Regions from separate parts of the Homo sapiens genome. Here region 2 is linked to region 1. The links are chromatin contacts, found by Hi-C or POLR2A ChIA-PET in ENCODE. All regions are on one chromosome and are shown on one strand. The core of a region is the stretch at or near the end of the contact, and the rest is flanking DNA. Distances in the headings are between cores, read along the strand shown. Region 1 has its middle 45 kb from the start of AOC1. Region 2 overlaps KCNH2 (potassium voltage-gated channel subfamily H member 2).

The links. A loop is a pair of places that touch in the nucleus more often than their neighbours do. ChIA-PET counts read pairs that join two places held with the same protein, here RNA polymerase II (POLR2A). Pooled maps may share reads with other maps.
Region 2: a map of naive thymus-derived CD4-positive, alpha-beta T cell shows a loop between it and region 1 (9-fold over the local background). The contact joins two enhancer-like sites. A Hi-C loop is called at or near these places in 32 of 168 maps with a recorded cell type or tissue (CD4-positive, alpha-beta T cell, IMR-90, K562 and 19 more), 3 of 37 single-sample maps with no recorded cell type and 26 of 50 pooled maps. POLR2A ChIA-PET finds 5 or more read pairs at or near these places in 5 of 52 experiments (K562, OCI-LY7, SK-N-SH and 2 more).

What each region holds. Positions count from the first base shown.
Region 1 is chr7:150,893,643-150,900,457 of GRCh38, forward strand. No RefSeq gene overlaps it. Among named protein-coding and RNA genes, the nearest start is that of AOC1, 45 kb to the left of the region's middle. RefSeq lists an enhancer at 4,879-5,173 and silencers at 4,879-5,039, 5,057-5,116. Within about 2 kb of position 5,014, at least 4 of the 41 ENCODE cell types and tissues checked have a DNase peak (open chromatin) inside an H3K27ac peak, as active enhancers do.
Region 2 is chr7:150,964,553-150,971,587 of GRCh38, forward strand. The region is part of intron 2 of KCNH2 (potassium voltage-gated channel subfamily H member 2); the gene reads right to left. Among named protein-coding and RNA genes, the nearest start is that of KCNH2, 10 kb to the right of the region's middle. RefSeq lists enhancers at 1-1,792, 1-402. Within about 2 kb of position 1,564, at least 2 of the 41 ENCODE cell types and tissues checked have a DNase peak (open chromatin) inside an H3K27ac peak, as active enhancers do.

The sequences.
Region 1 (6,815 bases), core at 3,764-6,263:
TAACTAGAGACATTCATAGTCAATGCCCGGCTTCAAAGCCTCAAAGGACAGGCTGACTCTCTTGTTAGGAGCTGATGCAGCTGGTGATTTTAAGTTGAAGTCAATGCTCATTTACCATTCTGAAAATTCTGGAGCCTTTAAGAGTAACGCTATATCTACTCTACCTGTGCTCTATAAATGAAACAACAAAGCCTGGATGACAGTATATCTGTTTACAGAATGGTTTACTGAATATTTTAAGGCCACTGTTGAGACCTACTGCTCAGAAAAAAACTGTTCTTTTCAAAATATCACTGCCCATTGACAATGCACCTAATCACCCAAGAGCTCTGATGGAGACATGCAAGGAGTTAATGTTGTTTTCATGCCCACTAATACAACATCCATTCTGCAGCCCATGGATCAAGGAGCAATTTCAACTTTCAAGTCTTATTATTTAGGAAATACATTTTGTAAGGCTCTAGCTGTCGTAGATAGTGATTCCTCTGATGGATCTGGGCTAAGTAAATTGAAAACCTTCCTGAAAGGATTCACCATTCTAGATGCCATTAAGAACATTTGTAATTAATGGGAAGAGGTCAAAATAGCAACATTAACAGAAGTTTGGAAGAAATTGATTCCAACCCTCCTGAATGATTTTGAAGGGTTCAAGACTTCAATGGAGGAACTCACTGCAGATGTGGTGGGAATAGCAAGAGAAGTAGAATTAAAAGGGGAGCCTGAAGAGGTGACTGAGTTGCTGCAATCTCATGACTAAACATGACTGGCAGCCAGGCGCAGTGGCTCAAGCCTGTAATCCCAGAACTTTGGGAGGCCGAGGTGAGCGGATCATCAGAGGTCAGTAGTTCAAGACCAGCCTAGCCAACATGGTGAAACCCCTTCTCTACAAAAATACAAAAATTAGCAGGGCATGGTGACATGTGCCGGTAGTCCCAGCTACTCAGGAGGCTGAGACAGGAGATCACTTGAACCCAGGAGGCAGAGGTTGCAGTGAACTGAAATTGTGCCACTGCCCTCCAGCCTGGGCAACAAAGCGAGACTCCATCTCAAAACAAAACAAACAAAAAAAAACCTTGAATGGATGAGGTGTTGCTTCTTATGAATGAGCAAAGAAAACAGTTTCTTCTTTCTTTTTTATTTTCTTTTTTGAGACAGAGTCTTGCTCTGTTGCCCAGGCTGGAGTGCAGTGATGTAATCATGAATCACTGCAGCCTCAAGCTCCTCAAGTAATCCTCCCACCTCAGCCTCCAAAATAGCTAGAACAAGTGAATGCTACCATGCCTGGTTCTTTTTCTTTCTTTTTTTTTTTTATATATAGGCAGGGTCTCACTATGTCGCCCAGGCTGGTCTCAAAGTCCTGGCCTCAAGTGATCCTTCCACCTAGGCCTGGGATGATTCCAGGCTGGGATTACAGACATGAGCCACCACATCCTGCCTGTTTCCTTAGATGGAATATACTCCTGGTAAAGACGCTGTAAACATTGTTGAAACGACAACAAAAAAATTAGAATATGACATAAACTTGGTTGATAAAGCAGCAGCAGGGTTTGAGAGAATTGACTCCAATTTTGAAAGAAGTTCTACCTTGGGTAAAATGCTACCAAACAGCATTGCATGCTACAAGGCAATATATTATGAAAGGACAGTCCATTGATGTGGCAAAATTCATTGTTTTCTTGTTTTAAGAAATTGCCACAGCCACCCCAGCCTTCAGGAACCACCACCCTGATCAGTCAGCAGCCACCAACACCAAGGCAGAACCCTCCACCAGGAAAAAGATGATGACTCACTGAACGCTCAGATGATTGTTAGCATTTTTTTGCAATAAAGATTTTTTTAATTTAAAGTATGTACATTGTATTTTTGACATAATGCTATTGAACACTTAATAGGCCACAGTATAATATAAACATAACTTTTATATGCACTGGAAAACCAGTGGATTTTTATAACTCACTTTATTGCAATATTTGCTTTATTGCGGGGTCTGAAAGTGAACCCACAATATTTCCAAGGTGTGTCTGCACCTGTTGTGGGTTGAACTGTGTCCTCCAAAAAGATATATTGAAGTTCTAACCCTTGGTACCTATCACTGTGACCTTATTTGGAAACAGGTCTTTGCAGATGTGATCAGTTAAGACGAGGTCACGCTAGAGTAGCGTGGACCCTAATCCAATGGCCAGTGTCCTTATAAGAAGAAGAGAAGACACAGAGAGACACATACACACTCAAAGAAGAAGCCCATATGCAGACAGAGGCAGAGATTGCAGTGATGCTTTCACAAACCATGAAACACCTGGGGCTACCAGAAGCCAGATGGATAAGGAAGCATGCTCCCCTAGAGGTTGCAGAAGGAGCGTGGCCCTACCAACACCTTGATTTTGACCTTCTGGCCTCCAGAACCATGAAAGAATACATTTCTGTTGTTTTGAGTCACCCAGTTTATGCACCTTGTGGTGGTGGCCACAGGAATCCAGTAACACCCCCTTCTAAGAGGGCAGCCAGGCAGACGAGGAGAACTATGCAGTTAGAGGCTGTGGGGTGGACAGCAGGGGACAGGTCATCAGGGCACTGTGCAGGTCCAGGTCCATGATGCTCGGAAGAACACACACCTGCATCCAGCAGAAGAGCCAGTGTTGCATATCAGCCACCCAGAGCCCAAGGGTCCATGTAAGCAAAAATGGCCACGCCAGTGGGGCCACTTTTCCTCCAAGCCCCCTCCCCTCCATCCTGGCCCCAGGAGCATCAGCAGGTGTGGGAGAGGAAGAGAGGAGGGGACGGCCAGACCTGCCCCTCCCCAGGGTAGGAGCCTTGGACCTGGGGTCCAGCAGAGCTGGGAGGAGAGGCAAAACTGAACTGGATGTCAGATGTTGGTTGAACTTGACAGACCTGTTTCACACACAAACACAATCAAAAAACTATGGTGGGATCTGCGCCAGCCTGATTAAGGTGGGGAAGGAAGATCCAGCAAGACACACGGGTTGGGAATCAGGGACTGCTGGGAGACTTAGCACGGAGACACTGGACTTCAGGGAACTGGAAGCTGGGAGGATGGGTGAACTAAGAGATAAACAGGGTGGGTACTCCAGAGACAGCAATGCCCAGAGAGGCAGGGGCAGAGGGAGGGCGTGGAGTTCCCAGACCCTGCAGCCGGGTCACCAGTGGAAGCTGGGAGCCCTGGGGGCCTGTCTGTCGCAGCTGGAGAGAAAGGGAGAGAAGGTCCAGCCCCCTCTGTCTCATGCTCAGGCCTCCCATGGGTGGAACCTGGAAGTGTGGGAGATACCACTTGCAGGGGTCTGTCCCCACAAGACATGGCAGAGGAGGGAGAGGACAAGTGTAGAGTCTCAGGACAACAGATCCAGGACCAGCACCGCATGTAGAAAGGCAGTGAAAGGAAAGGGGGAGACCTCCACTTCGGCCCTGCCCCCTCCCTATCTAGCTCCGACTGGTCGGCAAACTGGTTCCCAGCCATGCAGCCCCAGGAAATGGCATTGATGGTGCTTGGACCCAAAGTCATGTCTGTGGGGTTCATCTCCTGGAGGAGGATCCCTGGCCACACCCCTTGGGGTGGACAGATCCCTCTCCCTGGAAATTCCCCTTTGGGGTAGGCAGATCCCTCCATCTAGCAATTTGCAGTTCACAGACCCCAGAATGCAGGGCCAGAGACAGGGACACTCCCAGAGTTACCCGGGACATCCCTGTATGTGTTTGGTTGTGGATCAGAGGAGGGAGAGGCTTGTTCAACACACAGCCACCTGCCCCTCACCAGAGACAGAGACCCTGGGGCTGGGGAGGAATCCAGTCCATTCGCTCCAGACACCCACCCCAGGCTCAGGAACAGTGCAGAAGAGAGACAGGGGCTGGCTCCGAGTGAGAGAGACACCCGCCATTCCCAAACCCTCTTTGCGGAGGACCACGAAGAACCCACCAAGCAGTGTAAGGAAAGAAGAAAACAAACAAGGACTTATGACCCGGGCCCACCTCTCACTCCAGCCCCAAGTCACTTCCCCTTCATGTAAAGCAGGTGTTATTTTGTTTGCGGCTCTTCAGCTGCCAGGTGGGGATGCAAATGAGAAAAGCTGAGACTCAGTTGTTTCACAGAAAGAAGAGGAAACCAGAAGATGTCGGGACACCAGAGCCTGTTGCTTTTCGAGGCCTTTTAGGATAGGGTAGCAATTGAAGGTGGCCTCAGAAAAGGATGATTGGGAAAGGGGGAGGTAACTGAGGTCCCCTCACCTAGCCTGGGGGCCCCTTCTCTTCACCAACACCTACAAACCCTTGGCCTCAAAACCCAGGCAGTGTTCCGGCCACCTCATGTAGCAAGGGGAGCCTGGAGACAGAGGACGGGCCCCGGGTCACACACAGAGTGGCCAGATTGGGTGGAGACCTGCGTGTCCTGGCACCAGGAGTCTCTCCACGAGCCTCTGCAATTTCTCAAACTTCAGTGAGATGAAGACTCATTTTTGCAACTTGGTCTCTATTTGCTGCACTGTTGGCCATTTCAAGCTTGTACCCGCAGTCAGCAAAAGGAAGTGTTAATAAGCTCGCCCACATAAACCCACTTTGCCCACTGCTCAAACCACCGCAAACCAATTTTTCCAGGCTGCTGCCAGGTTAGGCTCCCTTGGTGTTAATTTCCTGCTCAGTAAAGCAGTGAGTCATCTCCCTCCCTTCTCTCCAGCTCTCACTATTGCTCTGAGACCAGAGTCTGCAGCAGAGGGGTCACATGGAATCCTTTAGTACAGAAGTTCACGACCTGGACGAGGAGACGCAGGGACCGCCAACTGGCTCCTTGGAAACTGCCCGCAGTTGATTCCGAAAACACACCTGAGCCGAGAAGCTCCATGCAATCTGGAATTCCTGGAGTTCTTGTCAGCGTCCACTGCCATGCAGGACTCTGGGGCACTTGGCTTGTCATTGGCTAAAAGATGGGCTGGGTTCGAGGTGCAGATAGCTGCATTTTAGCCGCTGGTGCTGTCTCGCTTGGAGGAATGCTGTCTGCCACGCGACCACCAGGTGGCGCACAACACCTCGCGGCGACTGGACCGGGCACGGCTGCCTCTTATTAATCCCGCGGAGAAAACAGAGGCTGGAAATGCCCCCGGGGTGAGGCTTGACCAAGAACGGCAGACTCAAAATGGCTCCCTGTGGACCAAGTTCAGCTGAATGGAACAGAAAAATGTGTTCACAGCGGCTTCAACAAGAGACAGTCGTGTTTCTCTGTAAACACAGTCCTGAGTGGCTTAGGGGCCCCATGAAGGCCTAGGGCACGCAGCCTCCTTCCTCCTCACGGCCTCCACCTGGGATGTAGCCCCCAGCCTCCTAGTCCACGGTGACTGCCAGAGCTCCAGCCATCTCATACAAGTCAGGCAGTAGGATGGAGGAGGGGACAGAGAAGGGTATGGCTACCTTCACTGTGCTTTGCCGGAATTCACAGACATCACTTGTCTTACAACTCATTGGCCAAGCCTTAGCCATGGAGGCTGGGGGTGGGCTCTTTTGCTGGGCTTTGCCACCCCCAAGTAATTTCAGGCTTTAGTTTAGAAGAAGAATATGAGGATGGCTATCTCACGGCGACGTCAGCCACATGTGAATATGCGCCACTGGAGTTCCCCTGCGCCAACCCAGCATATTTCCCATTCCCTGGAAACCTCAATAACTGGGGCTCACTTCCTGCCTGCCCCTTAACCGATTTGACTCCCAAATATATGTCCCATGTCCATATTCTTCTCTTACACGCCAAGACCTGTACCTCTACCTAAACGTCCTGTGAGAACCTCACACTCCACATGTCTAAGCCGGTTTATCACCTCCTCTATCCCCTGCACAGGCCAGCCCTTCCTCCTGTGCTCCCCAGCCCAGGGTCTATCATCATGTCCCTTGACCCAAGCCAAGAACCGAGAGCCTAGGCACCTGCTTCCCTCCACACAGCCCCTCTGCCATCTACCCGTGAGTCCCACCTTCCCAGCATTTCCTGAATTCGTTCCATCTTTCCTTTCCCCATGATGACTTACTGCTCATCACCCTGAGACCCCAGTCTCGCCTCCATCAGACCAACCTCAACGCGGCTTCCAGAGGGGTTGCTCTGAAATCCAGATCAAACCCTGTCACCCTTCTGATTGAAGCCTCCATGGCTCCCAAAATTTTCAACGTGATTTATCAAGACCTTGAGAATCTGACCCATCCCTACATCCTCCACGTATCAGTTAGCATGGGGTAAGCATTTAACATGTGCACAAACCAGGCAGTGACTCCCTCCGTCCTCACAGCTCCTCTCTGAGGTGGCGGGTGACAGTCTGGGTTATTATTATTCAGCAAATACTCACACTCCTCCCGTATAGACTCCCCTGCTCATTGATGTTGGACTTGACCACCTGACGTGTTTTGGCCCTGGGGCTGTTGGAGGATGGAACTAGCAGAAGCACTCCATGCGCCCACATGGCCTGGCTCCTTCTTTCCACTCCAGAAGTCCAGGGTAAGAAGAGCTTCCTCCAGAGAGCCTCTGCTGTGCCCCAGGACAAACTTGGTGCAACCACCTGAACTTGCGTCAAACCCAGGCTACCTACAGCCTAAGGCAGGGCCGTCCAGCCACACCTATCCTGGATCAGCCAAATTATAGCCATCTGAGACCTGTGAGTATGAGAGTAATTAACACTGGTTGTCATAATGCACTGAGTTTGAGAGCTGTTTGTTATTATGATTATTATTTTAGAGACAGAGTCTCTCTCTGTCTTCCAGGATGGAGTGCAGTGGTGCAATCACAGGTCACTCCTGCAGCCTTGAACTCCTGGGCTCAAGCAGTTCTCCCACCTCAG
Region 2 (7,035 bases), core at 314-2,813, 67 kb after region 1:
TGGGGACAAGTGATTCCTGCACTGGGTGCCAGATGAGATGACAGATGGCTTTGTGGAAGCATCCAGAATTCTAACAAGGCGGGGTGCTGGGTCCCTGCAGGGAAGGTGACCTCAGGGAGGCAGCCATCCTCGCCCTAGTCGCCTCCCTGCCTCGCTCGGAGCAGGAGGAGCTGTGCCCAGGACAGGCCCAAAGTCACGCTGAGGGCAGGAGGCTGGGGCTCCAGTCGGCCTGTCCGCCCCCAGGCAGAGAGGCTGTCTCCGGAGCAGCAGCCCAGGGCTGTGCAGTGTCAGGTTATATTTAGCCTGGTGGCGGCGACAGGAAGATGCAGCAGGAGCCGCTCCTGGCAGGGGGCCACCGTGTCACTAACACAGCTCTCATGGGCAGCCAGGGGCCTAGGAAAGGCCAGGGACATTGCAGGCCCAGGGGACAGAGTTAGGGAGCCCAAGAGGCCAACCAGTGAATGAGAGAGAAGGAGGGAGAGAGACAGAGACAGGGAGAGAGTGTGTGTGTGCGCGCGTGTGTGTGTGTGTGCTGAATGAGAGAGAGACCAGTCCTAAGCTCCTGCCTCCAGGATCTGGGAAATGCAGCAGGTTGAGGGGCCCCAAGCTCAGACCCTGACCCCACAGAAGCAGCATCTCCAGACAGACTCCTCCACCACCCCTTCCAGCCTGAGACCCAGCCAGCAATCCATGGGATCATTTATAGGGTCTTGGGGGCCGCTGTAGTCATCTAGACCCACCCAAATCCACTGCATGTGGCATGCCTGAGCCATCTCTGCCCCGGACCACAGCAATGCCTCAGAAGATCTCTGTCCTCTAGCTTCTCTAAAGCTCTGGGGCCCGGCTCTGCCTCTCGGGTGGTGCACGAACTGGAAGTCCCACCCGCTGCCCTCCTGCTGAGAAGCCTGGGAAGGTGAAACAAGGGCACGCTGATGCCAGGAAGCAGCTCTCCACAGCTCCCTGCACAGGCGCGTGAGTCCCGGGCAGTTGCGCCCCAGCTTCAGCCCTTCCCTCCTGCTCCCCATGGCCCCCACCCCTCTTCCCTCCAACTCCTCCCCAGCCTTCTAGGACCCCCTCTAGAAAGGTTTCCTTGACTGCTCCGTCTGACCCACATGGACGCTGCTCTTGGAGAACTTGTCCAAACAATGCCCATCGTCTAGAAGGCCACTGTACACTGGCCGGGCTTCCCCGTCCATCCGAGTCAGAGCCCTGAGGCCAGGGCAGGACTGGCAGTTGCAGAAGAACTGAGGGTGGACTCAGGGGTGGTGATCTGCAGTCATAACAGGTGGGGACAGGCCATGTCCCCACCCTCTCAGCTCCCTTCCAGATCCAGGGGCACAGCCCACCCTTTCACAGCAGAATTTGCCCATTTCAAGCCCGTGGTGCCCTCCAGCCCAAGTCTGGACAGCAGATGGAGCAACCATGGGAATTAAGGTGCCTTTTGATGAAGCAAAATTCAACCTGGTCATCAGTTTTCATGGAACACAGAGGCTGAGCACCCAGGAACCCAAGGGAAGGCGGCAAAAGCAGGAACTGCACCAGGTGTGAGACTTCTGAGCCTCAGTCCCCTTCAGCCCCCCTTCACTGTGACCCCACACACAGCTTGCCACAGGGCAGTGAAGGTGCACACAGCTGCCACTGTCCACCAGGGGACACTCTGGGGTCTCCTCTAGTGAGTGGCCTGTAGGCTTCTAGGTCTGTGCTCTGTCTTGGCTCCTAGCATACCCCAGACAGCCTGGTAAGCTTTGATAAAGCCCTGTCCCAATTCCAGCTCTGCCATGAGTCACAGCTTAAACCAAGAGTTATAATTCCTCATTGATTTGCCCCCTCCCCCCCCCCCACACACACACACACACAGGACACTGTGAAGCACCAACAAACAAATACGAGTGCTAATGAAAAGCCCCCAGAAAGTCAGGTGGAACATTCGAGCATCAAAACATGTGACGGTGATCCAAACATAAACAGCGAAAACTGGCATTATTTGCAGATGACGGGGTCACTTGCCTAGAGACCCCCAAGAAATCAACAGATAAACAATTAGAACTAATTAGATCAGAGAGTTCAGCAAGGTTGCAAGATACAAGATCAGCCCGCAAAAATATAAAGCATTTTTCTACACAAGCAATTAGGAAACATAGTCAAAAACAATACGTCTTTTACAATAGCAACAAAAACTCTTAAGTGTCCAGGAATTGACCAAGAAGGCACAAGAACCCTGTTGGAGTCGGGGCAAAAGGGAACAAAACCTTAAACTAGCAAGAAATACAGAACTCATCTGGTAAATGGAGAGACAATCCAGGCTCTTGAGTGGGACAAATATAAAGATGTCAGTTCTCCCCAAATTAATCTATAGAACCAAACTAATTCCAATCAAGAATCTAGTGGGTGTTTTCTTTCCAAGAATTCAATAAACTTTCTCTAAAGTTTATGAAGAAAAAGGGAGGCCAGGCGCGGTGGCTCATGTCTGTAATCCAGCACTTTGGGAGGCCAAGGCGGGCGGATCACCTGAGGTCAGGAGTTCGAGACCATCCTGGCCAACATGGAGAAACCCCGTCTCTACTAAAAATACAAAAATTAGCCGGATGTGGTGGTGCACACCTGTAATCCCAGCTACTCGGGAGGCTGAGACAGGAGAATCGCTTGAACCCAAGAGGCAGAGGCTGCAGTGAGCCGAGATCATGCCACTGCACTCCAGCCTGGGCAACAGAGTAAGACTCCATCTGAAAAAATTAATTAATTAATAAATAAAGTTTATGAAGAACAAGGGAGATCCACAAATAGCTATGTCAGCCTTTAAAAAACAGAATGAAGAGAGAGGATTTGCCTCAGCAGACGCTAAGACATACGGAAGGCTATAGGTTTTTGTTAAGCTATATCAATGCAAGAGCCAGTAAATAAATATTTGGAACAGAACAGAGAGCACAGGGACAGACTCATGGCTATGTGGGAGATTAACCTGATAAAGGCTGCCCCACAATTCAGCGGAAAAGAACAGACTGTTTACAAGATGCGTTGGGAAAGTTGGCACATTACATGGAAAAAATAAAACTCGATCCCTACTTGACACCACATACGGGGTAGTCTCAGGATAGATTATAGACCTAACTGAGAACAGCAAAACAATTAAGAGAACAGAAGAAAATGGAGACCCTCTGCAGCCTGAGACACTTCAAAAGTACAAACAAAGCTAAAAATCAATGAATTTGTTTGCATCAAAATTAAGTATCTTTGTTGGATAAATTGAAGAGAGACTGAATGGGAGAAGATATTTGCAATATCTGTTTCCAGTTCAACAAGGAATTAAAATCTGGAATACACTGAATGTTTAACAGTATGCATTGGTATCTCTAGAGTACACAAGCAACTCCTGCAAATCAACAAGGACAAAAGACGGCGACGTCAAAATTAAAATGAGCAAAGGACATGAGCAGGCAATTCACGGGAAAGTAAGCCCAAGAGGCTACCAGGCCTAAGAGATGCTCAGACTCAACAGAAATCAAAGGAATGCAAATTAAAGCAACAAGAAATCACTGTCACCTATTAGATTGGCAAAATTTAGAAAGGTAGATAATGTCGAGAGTGGCCAAGATATGCGGGTATGGGAATCTCGAGCTCTGAGAAGGAGGGTGATGACAGGCATGGCAGTACTTAGTTAAGTGTCCACATGTCCCGCGATCCAGCAATTCCACTCCCGGGCGTGTATCCCACAGACATCCTCACCCAAGTCCAGAAGGGACCATGTCCAAGGATATTCACTACAGCCTCATTTACAGTGGCTGGGAGTTGGAGACATTGTGGGGTCCCTCCCCGGGAGAGTGGGTGGGTGAAGCGTGGCGGCCGCATGCCACTGAATACGCACCTACAGACTAGATGTCGAACAGCAACCCAGCTGGACTTAAAGCACATTCCCAAGTAAGAAAAGCGAACACCAAAATACAACATATAGCACAATATCATTTACATAAATTAAATCTATATGCATATATCCAGACAAAATACACATTTGCAAGAACATATGCAAGCAACACATTCACAGTAAGTACATTTGAACGGTTGCCTATGGGGAGGGTAATGAGACTGGAGAGTGAGATAAAAGGGAAAAGGAAAAAAATGAAAGAGAAAGGAAAAAGCAATAACACAAATGCTGTGGTTTCAATTATTTGGGGGAGAGGCAGGACCCGGGGCCAGCAGCAGCCTGCAGGGAGGGAAGGGGAGAGGCAGGCAGCATGCAGGATGGGGCGGGGTGCACCATAGGAGCAGGGGTGCTGAGGCCCCGGATCAGGCTCATTTCCCACGATTGCAACAGCACGGGCTAGGAGCTGCAGCCACTTAGGTGACGCCCTGCTTCATGGCGAGGAGAATGAGCTCTGGCACCGCACGCTGCTTTGTGGGTGTCTGTCATCTCATTCCAGGAACACCCTCACACCCCAAAGTGCATCAGGGACAGGCGCTATGATCCCACTTAGCAAACGAGGAATGGAGGTTTGCAGACCCCAGCTAAAATCCAAGTTTCCTGAGGCCCTGAGCCCATCATGCCCCAGAAGGGCTCTCTGGGGGCAAGAGAGCTGGTGCAGTGGCATTCCACGCTGGGCAGGGAGGGGACAGCTAGGCTCGGGTTCCCACTCAGGCCACCCGCCAGCTGGGTAAACTTGGGCAAGTGCCTCAGCCTTTCTAAGCAAGAGCTTCCCTCCCATAAAGTGACGGAGAGGAATCCTGCCTTTCACAGGGCCATGAGGACCACCTGCGGTAAAGCATGGTTCCCCAGTTTGCAAACTACAAAGTGCAGTCACAACAATAGAAGTGCCTTGTGCTGCTGGTCAGGTGGCATCACCCCCACCTCAGCTGTGCTCTCTGTGGCAGCTCTAAGACTCTGTCCCCCCACCCCATCCTCCTCGGTCCACCTCTGAGGGTGAAGCTGGGAGCCCCCAGATGCTCCTGTGCCCCACAATGTCCACGCAAAGCAAGGCTAGAGGACTCCCAGACACAGCAAGTCTGTAACCAAGCTGGAAACTCCTGCCAAGTCACCTGACTCCCAGGGAAGGCTCCTGCAACGCAGCACACTGCCCACCCCATTCATTCATTCATTCAGCAAACAGTGCCGAGCTCTCGCTGTGCACTGAGCACGCAGATACAACAGAGAACAAAGCAGATGGGCTGCTCTCCACCCACCTGGAGCTCAAGGCCTGGTGGCGGGGAGAGGGACAGGGAACCTCCTCCAGTACTGCAGGAGGCGGAGGACCAAGGCTGCCTGGCTCCCAAGGTGTTTCTCATCCTGGATAAGCACCCAAAAAGGAGAGGGGTTTATCTGAGGCCAACCACAGGCCACAGCATAGAGATCTTTATGGGCAAGACTAAGGACATGGAGGGGACTTTAGGGGAGCACCCCACATTCATCACCTGTCCCAGCACCCCTCCCTCTTCTACTGACCCTGACTCCCATGGCCCTCCTGCCCACGTCGGGAGGGAAGTTCTGTTAAACTCCCTCACACTAAAGGGCTAAATACTTTCTGTCTCTATACTGGGAGGGGGCAATGAGAGAGAACGTGTTTTTAAGGAAAAAGGAGCACTCTAAACGCAGAAGTTCTCTAAGGGAGGAGTTTCAGGAACGCTTCAGGGAAATACCAACATGTGAAGGGCTTTCTTGGAACCTCCAAAATCACCCCACCCAGGAAGCCACCTCTGGGGAGAAAAGAGGCCCAGTCTCCCCCCTCACACACCCCCAAGCTGGCCCTTCTGCTGCCCCATGGCCCCCCTCCCCAGAGCCCAAGGCCACCATCAAACTCTGCTCCCATCTCAGACAGCTCTTCGCAAATATTTACATAGCTCCTCTCCGGGGGCTGCAGAAGACGCAACACGGAGAAGCCGCTCTCCCGACGCTCTCCAGACCCCAGGGTGGGTCAAGGAGTAGATAGCACCCTTCAGTTGCGTCATGCCTGCCTCACCCCTGGAGCAGGACTGGGATAGGAAGACTGCAGCCCCGGCAGACCAGGACAGACAGCCGCAGCTCAGGAATGACCCCCGTGGAGCCCCTCCAACAGGCCTCTGATCCAGCTAGAGAAGGGAAAGGTGGAGGGAAGGTGCTGCAGGGCAAGAGGCAACTGGCTCGGAAGCAGGGCCCCCATGGACCCCCGCCCGCACCTGGCAGCCCTGCAGATTCTCCCACTCAGCCCTGTCTCCAGGCTGCACCAGGCCTTGACCAGAAGGATAGGAACACCGCTGTCCCCATGATGAAGGGCGCTCCCCTGATAGCTTCAGTGCCACAGGAAAAGTTCTCCTGTGTCTAAGCCCCATCCTCTGGGATCGCTCTGGTCTGCCTCCTATCTCAAGACAAGAAAACCCACTTATACACCAATCCCTGTCCCACCTGCCTTCCCAGCCTCAAGGCTCCCCTTCAAGGAAAAGCTTCTTTCATCCTCAGCTCAGACCCAGGGGGCTGAAAAGAAGCAGAAAGTGGGTGTCTGAGCTGGGGAGGGGTCAGCCATGAGGGAGAAGGTGAGGCGTGGTGGTGACAAGAGCAGGGCGTCTGATTTAAAGGAATGGGCACAGGAAGAAATGAAGAAGGCAAGGAAGAAGACAGGACAGACGGCCTTGGGGGACGGAGAAGGGCAGGAGGCCCAGAGGAGTGGGGCTGATCACAGGAGGTACTAAGGATTTCAAGGCAGTCTGAGGTCTGAGGCCTGCAGGAGCACTGGGGAGGCTGGGTTCCAAGGCCGGGGACAGACCGAAGCCCACTGGGCGTGGGGCCACCTCTGAGGCCCTGGGCACAGTGCACTGGGGAGCAGGCCTGGACAGCAGGTCCCCACCCCCTCCCAACAGCCGCAGCATCAGCTGTTGCAGTGGGGGGCCCTCTGACCCTGTTACCATGGCAACTGGCCTGCAGCTGGAGTGGAGAAGCTAATAGACTCCTCTCCAGAGACACCACCGTCCCCACCCACGCACAAGCTCCCGGGGACACAGGGACATGGAGCCAGGCCAGGCCAGTCAGAGGTATGAGCAGCCAGACAGAGCCTTCCAGATAGAGGCTCCGAGGGG